Regions from separate parts of the Mus musculus genome. Here region 1 is linked to region 2. A link is a loop called in an ENCODE intact Hi-C map of the cell type or tissue named here. Cell type or tissue: heart. All regions are shown on one strand. Links, peaks and the distances in the headings refer to the core of each region. The heading gives the core; the rest is flanking DNA. Region 1 overlaps Minpp1 (multiple inositol polyphosphate histidine phosphatase 1). Region 2 has its middle 100 kb from the start of A1cf.

Region 1 (8,338 bases), core at 325-8,324, 530 kb after region 2:
TGACGGAGTATGTGGTATAGACCTGGGTAATGATGGAGTGTGTGGTATAGACCTGGGTAATGATGGAGTATGTGGTATAGACCTGGGTAATGATGGAGTATGTGGTATAGACCTGGGTAATGACGAGTATGTGGTATAGACCTGGGTAATGATGGAGTATGTGGTATAGACCTGGGTAATAACGAGTATGTGGTATAGACCTGGGTAATGATGGAGTGTGTGGTATAGACCTGGGTTATCTCCAGCGCTGCTGCTTCTCCTGTACTGTTTACCTTCGTGCCTCCCACACAGCTCAGTGCAGGGCCACTGGCATTCTGAACTCCGTCCTCCTCACTTTCTGTATCTAGTCATTGCCTTGTGGGTTCTGTGTGTGTGTGTGTGGTGTGTGTGGTGTGTGTGTACATGCATGTGTCTCACAGCATGTGTGCAGAATTCAGAGGATAGCTTGAGGGAGTCAGTTCTCTCCTACTATGGAGAATCAAGGGGTCAAACTTAGGTTGTGAGACTCAGAGGCATTTGAACCATCTCTTCAGTTATATTAAATTTCCAGTTTACATTTTCTTTATCCTTATTGCTACCATCTCAATTTAGGGTAATACCTATTTTCTAAAAAATTTAATTAGTTTGCATGTATATGTGTGTAATAGCTATATGAGTGTGTGTGTGTGTGTGTGTGTCCATGCTCAGATGTATGCATGTGTGTCTGTGTGTGTGCAGGTCAGACACCAGTGTTGACCCTCTTCCTCTGCTATTCTCCATCCTGCTTTCTGAGACAGGATTTGTCTGTAACTAGGTCACAGGTTGAATTACATGGGTTGGCCAGTGAGCTCCAGGGACCCTCTTTTATCCCTGACCCAACTCTGGAGTTACAGACACCTGCCACCATGCACAGCTTCTTATGTGGGTGCTGGTGATCTAAGCACACCCACTGACTGATGCGTCTCCTCAGCTCCCACCTAGGTCTTAGAAACTGCCTGCCTTCAAGGCTTCCCCTGAGTTTGGTCTTATTAACGCCACATCAGTATGGTCGTCTTCCGAAGGGACAGTTCTGATCATGTGACTGGATTGCTGGTGTTTGCTTAGTCTCCTTACTGTATTAATCATTTCTTAATTTTATTATATTTGCATAATAATTTCCTTGTTGGCACGTGTTTTTAAACTAACTTTGTGCATGTTAATAATTCCAATGACATCATAGTGACCCTTGATGTACTTTACTTACTTTGCTCTGGTTCTGTAGTTGTTATTTTAGAAGTTCCATAACTGTGGGGGGGCTGGAGAGATGGCTCAGCGGTTAAGAGCATTGACTGCTCCTCCAGAGGTCCTGAGTTCAAATCCCAGCAACCACATGGTGGCTCACAACCATCTGTAATGGGATCTGATGGGATTCAATGCTCTCTTCTGGTGTGTCTGAAGTCAGCCACAGTATATTACTCATATAAATAAAATAAAATAAAATAAATAAACAAGGAAGGCAGGCAGGCATAACCTTTAAATGCCTTGCTCAATAGAATTGGCTGGCTTATTAAGAAGCATATTCTCTGTCATATAATGATTCTAGCAAAATCTGAATAAATGTCTGAGAACCTCTAGGAATGCTGCTACCAGTTAAGGCAGTACTCTCACCCTTCCTAACGCTGTGACCCTTTATTTTTTTTATAGTGTATCAAAGATTTTTTTATTGTTTCATTTATTTACATGCCAAATGTTGTCCCCCTTCTCAGTCCCCACCTTTAAGAGTTCTTCACCTCATCGCTTTCTCACCCTTGCCTCTGAGGGGGGACCCCACCCCCCTAGCCACCCCCCTCATGCACCCACCCACTGAACCCTTTAATACTGTTCCCCGTGTTGTGGTGACTCCCAACCCTAAAATTATTTTCTTGATCCTTTATAGCTGTAATTTTGCTACTGCTGTAAATTGTAGTGTGAATATCTGCGTTTTCTGATGTTCTTAGGTGGCCCCTGTGAAAGGCTCGCTGGCCCCTCGGGTTGGGAACCACTGAGTCACTGGACTCAGCTCATTTCAGCTCAGCAAGTCCTTGTGGCACGGCAGTGACCTGGGCATAGTGGGAGATGTTGGCAATGCTGTCAAAAGTGACCAAGAAGAAAGTTCTGATCGTTCACACCCTAGTAAAGATAATACTTACAGTGATTGAGACCAAAGTCTACGGATGATTAGAATCCTGTGATTAATTAGACAAGTGAATAATTCAAGGTCAGGGTAACTAGAAAAGGCTAACTGGCCTTCGGTGAAGTGAGTAGTATGGTAGATCTCTCTTGATTTTAGAACCATATTCAGTGTTTCTCAACAAACTTAAAACATAGGGGGAGGTTGAGTACCAAAGGCATTGTGTGCAGATATACCTGAGTTTGTACACACTTGCCTCTTACCAGTGTCTCACAACAAGTGCATACCCAGTCAGTGACTCCTTGGTTTGATGGTTTGACTTGGATAATATAGTGGAATAAATCGTGGGCACCTTTCCTAGACCAGAGAAAAACAAGCGCACGTAATGTGTGTTCTAGATGTTAATTTAAAATGCTCCCTTTTTTTTTTTTTTAAATTTGTGTTGCTGTAAGGTTCAGGTACCCCTCTTCTCAGAACACTGGCAAGTGAAGCGTACCCACAGAACCACAGGTCTCATGAGTACAGAGCAGTCCTCATGCTATTTTTGAGCACTAAGGGTGTTCGTTTGCGTGCAATAGAGATTATGCAAAGATGCATACCTTCAAATTGTCTGCAAGAACCCAGGTTCCAGATGGGAGGGCACTCCAGTAAGAGCATCTGTATGTAAAACCCAAAATACTCAGGGGGTGAGTTGGAATGATGAGGTCACATGCAAGTCTTTACGGGAAGAGATGTCTTTGTGGGTAATCAAAGACCAAAGAGGTGCTCTTACCAAGCTTCAATGTGTCCACTCCTCGTGTTGTGCTTACAGCTGCATTGAACTACAGTTAACATAAAGTCATCTATCTCAGCATAGAAGTAGTACAGCTGGCTCGATCTCACCTGTGTGCCTAAGTCATTAGCTCTCCGTCTCTTTTTAAGGTTTATTTTATTTTTACGTGTGTGTGTGTGTGTGTGTGTGTGTGTGTGTGTGTGTTCCTGCACATGGCAGAAGAGGGTGTCAGATCCCTTGAAGCTGGAGTTATATGCATTTGTGAGCTATTCAGCATGGATCTAGGGAACAGAACCCAGATCCCCTGCAAGAGCAAGGAGCTGAACTCTGTGCCGTCTCCCGGCCCTCTTCTTTGTCTTTTGCTGATCTGTCTGACCAGGAGTCCTCTCTTCCCCGTGCATCTGAGCGTTCACCAGTTTGGCTTGTTAGCCTTGGAAGTGTATTTTGCCGATGCCTTCCTCCTGGGTTCCCATGTGTGAGTCTATGTGTAACATAATGGCTGACGTTGAGAGCGGCCCCTCTGGACTCCAGAGCTCCCTGTCCCGAAGTATATCTGTTCCATGAGTTCCTGCCAGTGTTCCCTCCCTGGACCTCACTCACCTCAGGGCTGCCATGGCCTCTGCCCTCCACCCTCCACCCTCCACCACAGCCTGCAGACGCTAAACAGTCAGCCTGGACAGCTGCTGGGTTCAACCCGTTTGCCTTCTCTCTTACTCTGTTGTCTGACTGAAAACTACTGTTTCATATAATTCTAGCTTCCTAATGCTAGTAGGGAGGACAATAGAGCTTTATCCCTGTTCTTCTATCTTGTGAGCTTAATTTCTACATATTTTTACATAAAAAGGACATTTGTGTCATTTTCATTCCAGGCTTACATTGCCAAATGTGTACTTCTCCAGAGATCTACTGCAGTCAAATATTGAAGACTTGTAAACAAAATTTACTTTTTGTAATTTTCTTCTCAAAGCGTCTCATTGCTCTGGCAGTTCCAACCATTTGTATGTGCTCTTACGTAAGTGTGCACATTGTGAAATTTGTCCGAAGTGCCATCTGATAGTCCTAGATCATGTTTGAAAGCATAGTTTGTGTAACGCCAGTTGCGTGTGAAACATAAATTAAGAGCTTAGAAAGATGTAGCTGTGTATGCTTAAGGGAAAACATGCAATTATTGGGTCTTCTTACTGAGCATTTTGAATTGCTTAAGGCATTTACCTACTTTGAACATTTACATAGTTTCATTTCTTGGTGTAATTTTAGTCTTCAGATTAAATTTGGTTTGAATTGAAGACAATAAAATCTTCTCGTTTATTTATATAATAAAGGATGCAATTTACAAAGCCACCTTCTTCCTGGGTAACGTTAGGTAATTCATTTGATACACTGGACTTATTCTCTCTCAGGTCTGATTTAGGAACTAAGGAGGTGGCTCAGTGCGTAAAGTGTTCACTGTGTGAGCCATGAAGATCTGAATTTGAATCCCCAGCACCCATGCAAAACCAGGATGTGACAGCACACTTCTGTAAGCCCTACACCGGGACTCAGAGAAAGGCAGAAAGAGAGCCCTAGGGCTCACTGGCCAGCTGCATAGCCCAGCTGCTCAGCTGCTGATTCAGGAGAGATCCCAAGTCAGACATAAGGTAGAGCATGAGACTCCACTGCAGCTGAGGGGCTGTAGTCAGCTAGTGCGTGCTGGGGCGAGGAAGGGGTGGGGTCATTCTTCAGTGGTGTGGCCATTGGATGCTGCCTGTGCCTATGCTCACACAGGCAAGCTTAGTACATTTCACACATGCGCATGATCTCGCTTCAGCATAATTATCTATCACCCTTTCTGGTTCTGTCCCCTTCCCACTGAACCCCCCTTCTTTCTAACAAGCCCTTCTGATGTTATTTGTGTGGATGTGTGTGAGAGGGTGTGGTGGGGGCGGGGAGAAGGAGGGAGAGGGGAGGGAGAGATTGAGGACACAGGCACACTGATTCCCAGTTGCATCACTTCATTCGCACTTCATCCTAACTTGGCTCTGGAGTGCTGACTCAGCAAAGGTTGACCGTGACCTCCAGGCGCACTCTCTGCGCCTTGGGATACAGTCCAGGCAGAAGCTGGGCAGGTGGCGCTTTCGTGAGGTGCTTGGTTGGGCCTGCATGAACGTGAACCAGGAGTTGGCTTACAACTTGATGGACCTATTCAGTTTTAGTGCTTGGAGCAGTGGCAGCGTGTTCCTGAAAATGAACTCTGATTGCTTCCTTATAGGAGTTAACTGATTTCTCTTTTCTCTCTCTTCCTGATGGGCCGTGAAGTGAACAGCTCTACCCAGCCAGGTTCCTCCTGCTACACAGTGCTCTGTCCATTTACCTTGTCAGGAGGGTGAATGTGACTAAGCCCTCTGAACATGAGCCAGAATAAATATCCCCCTTCAAAAAGTCAGAGCCTTTATCAAAACTGTGAGCATACTTTTAATGACTGCTGATAAAGATTCGATCATATACTCTTGTATATTTGGTTTGAAGTATTTGGAATGGTGATTATAATATAAGCTGATCAAAAAAATTCAAAATAGTAAAACTCAGAGGGTCACAAAAAACAATGCAAACAAAAAGATGAAAGCAAGAAGAGAAATTGTTGGGAAGAAGAAAGGTTTAGAGGGAGTGAGAGAAGACTAGGGGGTGATAATGGCCAGCACACAGTGTATACACGAGAAACCCCACAACTCACGGAACAACTGCCCATAATTGAAGATCCTTACCCCATCCCCCAACACACACTCACACACACTTTTGTTGTTCCAGTGTAATTTAGAAGAGAAAGTGATATTTTTTAAAATGCCCCCAAACAGAAATTTGAGTAAGTCTCATGAAAGGGCAGGCAAATGTAAATGTGAACAGATGTTTAAGGACTATATTAACCCTTCGAAGGGGATGTTCCCCTTTTGACATACATGTTTCCATAGATGTCGTTGAACAAAGGTATATCTGATAGTTTACCAATAGATTTGAACAACGAAGTAGAAATCAGTTCCATACTGCTGCTGTGTCTTGTTTATAAGTGAAGAAGAGCGTTCTGGCATTCTTAGTTATAAGTGGACCCTTGACTTTGAACTTACTGATTTTAAAATAATTTTTAATTATTGTCTAAGGTGATTTGAGTCATATCTCAGAACCAATTCAGATGCTTTTCTTACACTCAGAGCCTCTGGAATAAAGCTGTTCTTGCTGGGCAGTGGTGGCGCACGCCTTTAACCCCAATACTTGGGAGGCAGAGGCAGGCGGATTTCAGAGTTCAAGGCCAGCCTGGTCTACAGAGTGAGTTCTAGGACAGCCAGAGCGAGAGAGAAAGCTGTTCTTTAGGAAAGCCTTGACGAGTTGAGGTTGCTTTGTCATCTGGTTATTTCTCTAATTAAACTTTAAGTAAAACTTAAATGCCCAGTGATAACTAAGTTGAATTCAGGCTATGGGAAACAACATAATGAAGAAAAGCATATGTTTGAGACTTAAGCAGTTAATGCTCTGAGCTGTTACTAATGGAAGGACCATGTAACACAGTCTGTCATGGTCTCAGACTTAGCCCAAGTACCCAAGCAGCTAACTTGGAAGGAGTTAGAGCCAACCAGACTGCATAGAGAACTCTCCCTGACCTTAATTTAATGTTCTTCCCGTTGCTTAATTGAAAGTAGGCTCAGTTTGCCTTCTTACCCTTACAACCTCAACATAGTTATCTATTGAACTCTTTCTGTGTTGTATTTGAAATGAAAAAAAATCAAGAATGAAGTTAGTGTGTGCGTGCGCGCGTGTGTGTTGTGTGTGTGTGTTATGGGTGTATGTATGTTTTGGATATACAAGGCACTCCCTGCCTGCATTCCCAGAAGCAGGGAAGTGGAAGCAGAAGCATCAAATATTAGACAGCAGCCTGGGTAAATGGTGAATCCCAGGAGAAATCGGCTCTGTGGTGAGACCCAATCTCTAAAGTCAAAGCAAGGACAGATCTGGAAGTGTAGGGATTGGCAGGATGCTTGCCCCATGTATACAAAGCCCTGGGTTTAACCACGAACACAGGAGAAACAAGAAATTTTAACAGTTTTTTTTTTTCTTACTGTATACCACTTCTGACTAAAAATCTTAGGTAGATGGTCCTCGCCTTTAATAATCCTTGGATGAATTTATGCCAAGTAAGAACTTACACCCTGTGATTTGATATGGACATGCCTTTAAAGTTGGTGAATCCAGATTCCTAGACTAGAAGCCTTGTGACGTAGCACTGACACACCGCGCAGTCTTGCAGAACTCCCAGGTGGAATACTGTTCTGTTCCCAGAAAGCTGGCTTGAGATTATTTTAAATCAGCAGTGGTTTGGAAGTAAATGAGTGTCTGTTATCTTAAATGGCTTGTCCTACTCTATACAAGAATTTCTTACACACGGGGATGTTTCGGTTTTTCCCAGATCACTTATTTTAGATGGTCCTTTGTTTTGGCTCTGATTGTATCTATTAAACTTAGCCACAGGCTACCTGGACTTTTTATTTATGTTTGGTGCTTTGGGATATCTGGTGATTTCTAAAATATGCTGCTCAGTCAAGTGACTGTACTACTTGCTGTGGTGTTTGTCTTCAGTGTGGTATTTACACTTATATTTTAGAACGAGAACCAACCTGAATGGCCTCTTGGACTCTAAACCCTTACACCACTAATGAGTATGACCTCTGACCCCTGCTGCTGGAGCTACCCCAGCTCTTATGGTCTGTGACTATTCGCTCTCACACATTGATTTGCTGCTCTGTGCCTCATGCTAATGTATTGCTATGGGTCAGTCCAGCAACTGCAGAGGAAGTGGCTTATCTTCCTTTGGCATAACTTGCTGAGTGTGTTCTTGTGCCCTCAGAGTTCAGCTGTGGGGGACCCACCTTCCACTGTCCTCACTTCAGCAGATGCTCACGTTTATGAGGGCTTTGACCCAAATGAGCTTGCATCCAGAGTCAGAATAGCAAGCCACACATTTATTTTGAATAATTTTCAGGTGTAGTCTACCTGAAGGAAACTAATCTAAAACATTTGACTTTATGGCCTGTGTGGTAGTCCATGCCTTTCTTTAATCCTAGCACTTGGAAGTCAGGAGTTCGGGGGTAGGCAGATGAGTTTGAGGCTGGACTCGTCTACATAGTGAATTTCAGGCCAGCCAGAGCTACACAGTGAGACCCTGTCTCAAAAAAAGGAAAAAAAGAACTAAATAAGACTTGGGGTAATAGTTTTCTAGAGGTAGGCTATTTTCCTTGAACTCCCCTTGTAAGTTTAGTGCATGGTATTTTTAGTGAGGTTAGCTGGCTGTGCTGACCAAGGTGGCCGTGTCCTCTTCATCTTTACACATGGGCTCCTGCACTCACAGTGCGAGCCTGCTGCTGCACTTGGCTGAGCTATCAGGGGCAGGGAGCAGTGTGTGCACGGACTCTCCA
Region 2 (8,338 bases), core at 204-8,203:
GTGTGTGTGTGTGTGTGTGTACTCCCAATTATCTAGGAGACAAGACATCTGAAAGCTTTTAAATTCCAAAGGTTTCTCCCTATATATCCTGGGGTAATAATTGGTGGCCACAGTGATAACCCTGTGGTCATTAAGGAAGATTACATTATTCTTAAAGTCCTATGTCTAATTAGATAGAAAAAAATACTTAATGTAATTTAGGATGGTTGAAAATGGAAGATAATGAGAGAGGATATCTCAGTATAATTAAATAGCTTGTCTTGAAGCCTGGCTTGGGTTTGCCATATCTAAATCCTTGAACATAATCAATAGGCCAGTCAAAAGCCTTCTCCTGTCTGGTCAGGTCTGCCATTATTTTTGGGTTTAGACACAATTCTGGACCCTGAAAACTATTTTCAATGTACACCACTTAATTTTCCCTAAGAAAACACACAGTCTCTTTCTGCTCAATATCAGAGCAGAGTCACATTCAAGAAGGGACTTGCGGAGATTTCAGTTCTTCACTTCTATTCCCCAAACAAAGGAGAAAACTCAAACAAGAAAATAATCTTCTCTTATACATGTGGTGGTAAACACATGTAATCTAACACGAGAATTCAAGAGTATTCAGGAGGCTAAGACAGAAAGATAATGAGTTTGAGGCTAGCTAAGCTACATAGTGAACTCAAGGCCAACCTGACCTACATCGTGAGTCCCTGGGGAAGGAGGGAGTAGAGAGAAGGGAAAGGGAAAGAATAGTGGGAGAGGGAGAGGGGGAGGAGAAAGAGGAGGAGAAGGGGAGGGAGGAGTGTAAAAGCAGAGAGGAAATAATAACAACAGTTTAGAGAAATTAAGTACCTTACCAAGAATCACATAGACAGTGGTACAAGCAAGCTTTGATCCCAGTAACGCAGAATCCAGAGCTGAGAGCTGAGGGTTTTTTTTTAACAATCTGAGTGTCTACAGAGGGGAGCCCCCTCATACCTCCCTTAAGAGGAACTGCTACCAAGAGCACCAGAGGATCTAACCCATCTTTCAAGAGAGGTTCACACTGACCCTAGTCAAGGAGTTAACACAGCAGAAACATTGGGACCAGGTCACTCTTGACCAACACAGACTCCTTCATCAAGGTGGTTTCTTAAGAATCACCTCTGGATTCCATCAAAGACTTTCTCAAGACGCTGGGGTCTAGGGACATTCTTCTCAATTATTCCTCCCTCACCTCTGGCTTTGCACCTATCTCACCTCTGTTGCAGCCTTCAAACTCCCCAACCTGTTTCTTCTTCTCCCTCACAGGTTCTGTCCCCCGAGGCATTTCTCTTATTGCGTCTACACCCATCTTGCCAATTAATTCCTGAAAGCCACAGGTGGAAGCCGAAGTGATCAGAGAACATGGACAACACAATAAGACACATCTGCCTCCTCTGCCACCCACCTGCTAGGAGGACCTGGCCCACAGAGAAAGAGGAGCACAGCTTGTCCCTCACACAGGTGGCAACCTCCTCACTACCAAAGAGTTCTCTGCTACCAACCTGCAAAGATACCCTGAAGGCAGCAATAACCACAATAATTCAATGTCTCAAGTATTTGAAGAAATTTGGAGACACTCACTTCCTACAAGGATAGCAGCTTTGGGCAGCAGCTATTGAGTTGTATTAATGTCCGAAGGGGAATAATGTAAGTGTGGTTGATGCAAAGCTGCAGGAAATGCAAGATAACCAGAGATACACTGGGGTAGGCAGTTTATGCATGGCTGTGGGAAAGCAGACAAGAGCTGAGACATCCCCGAAATATATTTTACATCATAGGTCAGGCATCCAGCCATTCCTTCCGGGATTATCTGTTCTTTTATATTCACTTCTTACTGACAAAGCTCATAATATGTGGTCTCTTCGGGACAGTATGTTTGAAAGTGGAATCACAGAGAATTAAAGTGAATTAAATCTCACTTTCATAGCTAAGAAGCCCGGAGCATTGCATAGACATGGGAAGGGACCAGAGGAAATGTGTCTTATACCTTATTCAGAATCTCTCAGGAAGCTTAGCAATTCAGATCAGGGGTACAATGATTGCCCAGCATGCAAAAACCACTGGGTTCATCCTTACTGCTACAGAAACTTTTTTCTAAGAAAGAAAATGAGAAAAAAAGAGAGAGAAAAGATAGAGGAGCAAGAGAGATGGAGAGAGGGGAAGAGGGGGAGGAAGGGGAGGAGGGGGAAGAGAGGGAGAGAATGAGAGGAGGGAGAAAGTAAGGGAGAGGGAGACAGAGATAAAGACAGAGAGGGAAGGAGAAAGACAGAGGCAGAGAGAGAGAGAGACACGGAGAGAGAGAAATTTCAAGAGAATGTCCTGGCTTTAGGAGAAGCTAGATGGACTGCTGCTGTGGAGTGAGACATAAGCCACCTTTTTTTCATTCATTACAGGTAGGACACACGATTTCCAACATCCAAGATGAAGTTGCTTATTTCTGTAACATAAGCTTTTGTGTTGTCCCTCTGATCAGCTGTGTGGCATGACAGGAGCAAACTGGTCCTACAAACCAGACATGCCGTCTCTTTCATTCCAGCCTACATTTTCTAACTGTGCCTTTTGCACCCAGCTGTCCACTCTCCCAACTCCAGTCTCCTCTTCTTGTGAAGTAGAGATAGAAATCAGGAGGTTGCCATGAGGTATAGACCAGGGCACACATGCAGAATACACAACTGCCTACCTGGCAAGACAGAGACAATGGTTGGAAATGCTTTGAAAACAAATCGTCCCAGTCCAGCTACATTTAAGGGACACTAAATTAGAAAAGGTTACTTAGACGTGTGGCTTTCAGTTCCTCAAACCCTGTGTGATCTCAGCATGTGATGTAAATCCGAGAGACAGACAGAGAGAGACAGAGACAGAGACAGAGACAGACAAAGAGAGAGACAGAGAGCCTGAGTAGAATCTAATTCCTAGAGTTCTTGGATCATTGTGTGTTTCTTTTTTCATGGTACCAACATCAACAATGGCATGAAATGCCAACTTGAAATAAAAACGTAACCAATATTGCTGTCCTCCCTTCTCCCACGCGGACTTCATCATCTCCTGAACAGCATTCAAACAATGTGCCTTAGTTCTGTAATTTGAAAGACATCAGAAGTGAGGTTTTGAGTTTTTAACCTTCAGGGTTTTTTTTTTTATTTATTTAAAACACTAATTCTAAGAAAAGAAACAAATGATTTAATGTACATTGTCAGCATGCATGATTATACTCTACACTAAATTAAAAATAACAGTGAGACCTTCTCAGAAGGGTTCAATCAAAACATTGCCTTGCAAATAAACTAGATTATGATATGCAAAAATGCGCTTTTCAGAAAAAAAAAACGATATCCTCCAGGGTCCCCATGTGCACGTCAAAGCCTCTATACACTTCCTTTCTGGCTCAGTAGGTGGCGCTGCAGATCCAGCAAAGGGAGAGTTCGCTTGTGTGCAGGCATTGCACCCTAGCTAGGGTGAATGTGTCTCTTTTCTCTGCCCTCTCCTGAGCAGAGGTGTCTGCCTGCTGAGAGAGAAGCTGGTTAGTTTGTTGGAGTAGGACATGGGGTCATGCAGTCTACGGAATGGTTTTCTGTCCCTCCTGGAAATTCTATTCCTATATCTGACCCATTTGAAATCCAGCATTTGTAACTTTAATAATGTCTTTCATATTTATATGTCTTTGTTTCCACTGTATAGATAGTGATAAAAAACCAGGGGGGAAAAAAACTTAACAAGATAAAATTTTATTTTTAAAATGTTTCTAGTATTAGAAAAACGGATCTTATACATGTGCCATTAAACTTGTGTCTCAAAAAGGTTATTTACACAATGCCATGGATGGAGAAGGACAACCTAACTCAGGCCTTGCCCACGTGAAACAATGTTCTCCCATCACAGCCATTGTTCCCACAGACCCAAGCACCATCCCTCAACCCTTTTAATTCCCGTCTACAAGCAGCTGCTGTATGTCTGTCAAGAAAACCACGAAAGATGAAACCTATTTACAATACCTGCCATAGACTTGCAAGGTCAAATCCTAGACAAGACTCAGAGCTTTGAAGAAGCATCCAAGGTGTAGGTTTATGTCCTAGTTATGGCTTCTATTGCTGTGATAGAGACCACAGCCAAAAGCTAGTTGGGGTTGGGAAAGGGATGAGTTTACTTCATCCTATGCTTCTGCATCATAGCCCATCATCAAGGATGGGCTTTTAGGCAATTGGTATTCTGTGGCATGCAGGGAGTAACAGGTGCCACCATGTTGGCTCAAATGTAAGTTTCACAACAGTACAAATGAAAAGAGTAATCACTGGAAGTGAGCTATCACAGCCCACTATAACACAGAGAAGCAGACTCAAAATCCGCAAGAGCAACTAGAACCGCAATCAAATCAATGGTGATTTAATTTCAGCAATACGGACTCATGCATCCCTTTAAATAATTATTATTTGAGTCTCTCTGGCTTGTGGTTTTTCACGGTGTATTAATATTTTAAACTTATTTATACTTACATAAGATTATGAAATAAAACAAATTTTTGCCTAATTTCTTTCCATACACTTAATAACACTTAATGGAGAGAGAGTGTATCAGAAAACATGATACTTGTGAGGACTATTTCTTTTCCACTTAATTTCCATGGCAGTCATCACTCAAGGTTAACATCCCACATTTCACTTGGGAGCTAGCCACAGATGCTGGGGTCTAAGGTCCAAGGTCCCATCCTCACTGGAGCTGCCCCGAGCCATCTGTCTACTTTTACCACACAGCTGGCTGAGCATCCATATCACCAAATGTCATCTAGGACCCCAACTTATTTTCACACATTTTAGATCTCTAGAGATATGCTGCCTCACCTGTGTGTAGTTCTGGCCCACCATGGCATTGAAAAGAACACCTTTCTGCTTAGAAAGCCAAATTCAACCTCAAGACAAATCAAGGCTTAGACAAACTATGAAGAAGCCATATAACTTAGACTCTTCTTACGGAGAAGCACCAAAGATGGAACAGAAATTGCAGCAGGATTCCTTTTTCCTGAAACATGCTACCTGGTTCTAGGTACAAAAGGAAAAAAAGGGGGGATTGCCACGCACCCTCCAGTGAAGTCTTCTTGACAGGCTGAGAAGCCTAGGAGCACTCACGAGGCATAGAGTTTCAAAAGGAACTTACCTCCTGGAGCTTTGGCGTTCTCATAACCTGTATACTCACACCCTATCCCAGCATTAGTCTAGTGTATGGATCCGCGTGCTCTCTTTTAGTATTATTTTATTATAAGTGTCTTTTAAGTTTGAATTCTGACATAGCCAGAGCCTTCGCCAGTGTTCCAATGTCCTAGAAAATGCTTGAAGCCGAGGAGCTTGATAGAGACAGTAACTAATTAATCATTACAAAAGATGGAGCCAGCAGCTCAGGGCTGGTCTGCACAGTGTTTACTAAGGACAGTAGTTAGTCTCACCCAAACAAGGGACTACCATGAAAGAGCCAGGGAATCCCACTGAGACAGAAATCTTCAGTACAGGCTACATTGCATATTAGAAGCAAGTTGGTGAATTCTTCTGACAAATGGAGATTCTCCAGATACTTAAAAGTTACACTCATATAAGAATTTATCAAGGCCTAGGAAATAGGGGGGTTGTGGTATTGCATTATTCATGAGAAGGTCTGCTAGAGCAGAACCCCCTGGTGCTAGCCTTCATAAGGCTCAAAAGAGTAGCATTATGGTGTGAAATCCTTACCTGTCATTAAGCTGACCCTAGGCAGGACTGCTTTATCATTACTGTAAACACCTACCTGGTTCCTGTAAGTCCCTTTGAAGTCACTCCTTTGTTTTGTGTCAGGCAACTTCAATGTACTTTGCCTGCTGTGACTTCCTACCCCCTTTATTTTCTGTCCTATACAAGACTGGTGTTCACTTTGTGACAATACATTCAGATTCTACACAATTTCCTGTGTGCATCTGTCTGTCATTCCCGCCGACTCCTTGCCCACCTGTGACTAGAGACCCTTTCCACGCAGACAAAGGGACCCAGAGGGTCTGCAGCAGGGGATACTTGGGTTTGTATTCATTTTAATAGTTATTACAGAGAAATGCTACCAATCAGATCACATTTAGGCACTGGGGCCAGAATGGCTAACACATAGCTGACTCAGGCTGGAGAGATGGCTCAGCCATTAAAGGTTACGCTTCCAATCAAAATATGAGAGGACTCCATAGGTCTACATTATAAGAGAGTGAGTTGCCAGGAAGAGAGTTGGCACAAAAAAAAATGGAAAAAAGGGAAAAGAAGCTATGTTAGGTGAGGTGGTTCTCTGAGCAGGGGTCACTTAGCTAAATGGTAAGGGGTTGGTGGAAAGAGCAGGCCACCCAGAGGGGATGACAAATGTAGATCATCTACAAACTACAGAAAATGAAAAATACCTAAAATATACAGTATACAGCCTACCATTCAAAAATGACAACTTAAATAAGATGGTCTAGAAAATAATTTCTTCACAAATAGTAGAGATGGCGAGACTAAATACTATATATACTAAATATCTATAGGTAAATAGAGAAGAATCACAGAAGAGCTTTCTCAGAAGTGAAAAATGAAATGAAATGAAATGAAATGAAATGAAATGAAATGAAATGAAATGAAATAAATTGAAGTCACCACACCCAGATGGTTTCAGAACAGAACTCCAAGAAAACAAGATCAGGCAACACACCTGAGATCTAAGAAAGTATAGACAAAGAAGCAGGGGTTTAAATTCAGTAAATCTCTCTGTAAAAATGAATATAATATTGTTACCAATAATTAACAAATACTATAAACACACACACATACACACTCATGCACACATGTGCACGCATGTGTGCACATGCGCACACACCACAAAACAGAACAATCTCATTGGTCTAGGTTCATTTCTGTTACCATGATAAAATATCCTGACAGAAAAGCAACTTCTAGGAGGGAGTGTTTAGTTTAGCTAGCAACCCCAGGCTACAGTCCATCACTGATTTCTGAAAGCAAACAATGAAACCCTATAGGTACTGGGGAAAGGAGAAATTTTCTAAATTTCTTTAGAACTGAAAAGCAGATAATTTTTTCTTACTTTTATTCAAAACCCGAGTTCAATGAACTAGAAAGTGATTGTCTAGTTAGTGCTTCTGTTGTGATAAAATGGCCACTAAAAAGTGACTGAGGGAGGAAAGGGTTAATCTGGCTCACCCTTGAACAGGAAGTGGGGAGAGGGAGGAAGCAGAGAGAGGAGGCTTTACTTCCTGGATTCCTTCCTCTGCCTGCTCAACCTGCTTTCTTACAGAATTTACATCTGCCTGCCCAGAGATGCTGCTGCCAAGAGTGACCCTGCTCCATCAATCATCAGTCAAGCCTGTAGGCCAGGCTAAGGGAGGCAATTCCTCAGCTGAGGCTCCCTCTTCCCAGGGGACTCTAGTTTGTGTCTAGTGGGCAAAAACTAACCAGCACAGTAATTCGTGGTTAATAAAAATTTTAATTTTTCTCAATGAGCAAAAATGTTAATGTTTTAAGGAACCATGATTTCCGGTATAAAATGAATAAAATAAAATTCAGAGAAATTAAATCAACCGCTGTCATTTTCACTGCAGTTGAAGCACCAGGCTGTTCTTATTTCCTTCCTTGTGAAATATGCACATGTCCAATTTCTCTCCAGTGACAAGACCATGAAGCAATAGGGAGCACTGGGCATCTCGAAATGGAACAGAGGCCCAGACCTTAGCACAACTGATTCCATGATGGAAGCACCATTCAGGCCATAAAACTCAGCACATAGACAGTGCCACATGCCAAAACTAAAACCAAAAAACAATCCATATATGTTCATAGTTCTGGGAAAGCCTCAAAATGTACTAACCTTGCTCTGTAGCTTCTACAGTGCTGCTTCTGCCTGTTTTTGTTAACTGAAGTATGTCAATGCAGAGCATGGCTTTTGTGCTTAAACACTCACAAATGAGAAAAGAAGAATTCTGGGGGTCGCATTGAAGTCCCAAGCTCTAGACCTCAAGATATTGGGGTTCTCAGAGGCCATTGGAGCAAGGAAGAGTATGGTGATCAGGGAACTTCTAGGGTCAATTGCTGCCTAATGCTTCAAAGGCACCTTTGAAATGACACCTCCATTCCAAAGGAAACAAATTAGAAAGTTGCCTGGTCTGTCACCTCCAAGGGTAAGTCTGGTTAAGATGCCTTCTGTTTGGACATAAAGGAGAGGTCAGACTTGGCTGCTGATCCAGTGTCCAGGAACTAAGATGTCTCTGGATCCTTCTGTCTGTTCAGGTTATAAACATGGCCACCCCTGGTTGTCTTTATTCTCTCTCTCTCTCTCTCTC

What was found. A loop is a pair of places that touch in the nucleus more often than their neighbours do. Peaks named below come from ENCODE experiments on the same cell type or tissue, not always from the same donor. Only the 100,000 strongest peaks of a DNase experiment are listed, where the experiment ranks them.
Region 1: a loop joins it to region 2, with 3 times the contacts of the local background. A loop is called at or near these places in 2 of 42 quality-filtered maps.

Annotation. Positions count from the first base shown.
Region 1 is chr19:32,502,788-32,511,125 of GRCm38, forward strand. All of the region lies in intron 4 of Minpp1 (multiple inositol polyphosphate histidine phosphatase 1), which reads left to right. Among named protein-coding and RNA genes, the nearest start is that of Minpp1, 21 kb to the left of the region's middle. In heart, for the core only: no CTCF peak of the experiment used is centred there; no DNase peak of the experiment used is centred there.
Region 2 is chr19:31,968,804-31,977,141 of GRCm38, forward strand. No RefSeq gene overlaps it. Among named protein-coding and RNA genes, the nearest start is that of A1cf, 100 kb to the left of the region's middle. In heart, for the core only: no CTCF peak of the experiment used is centred there; a DNase peak (open chromatin) is centred at 3,438; H3K27ac peaks cover 252 bases; H3K27me3 peaks cover 542 bases.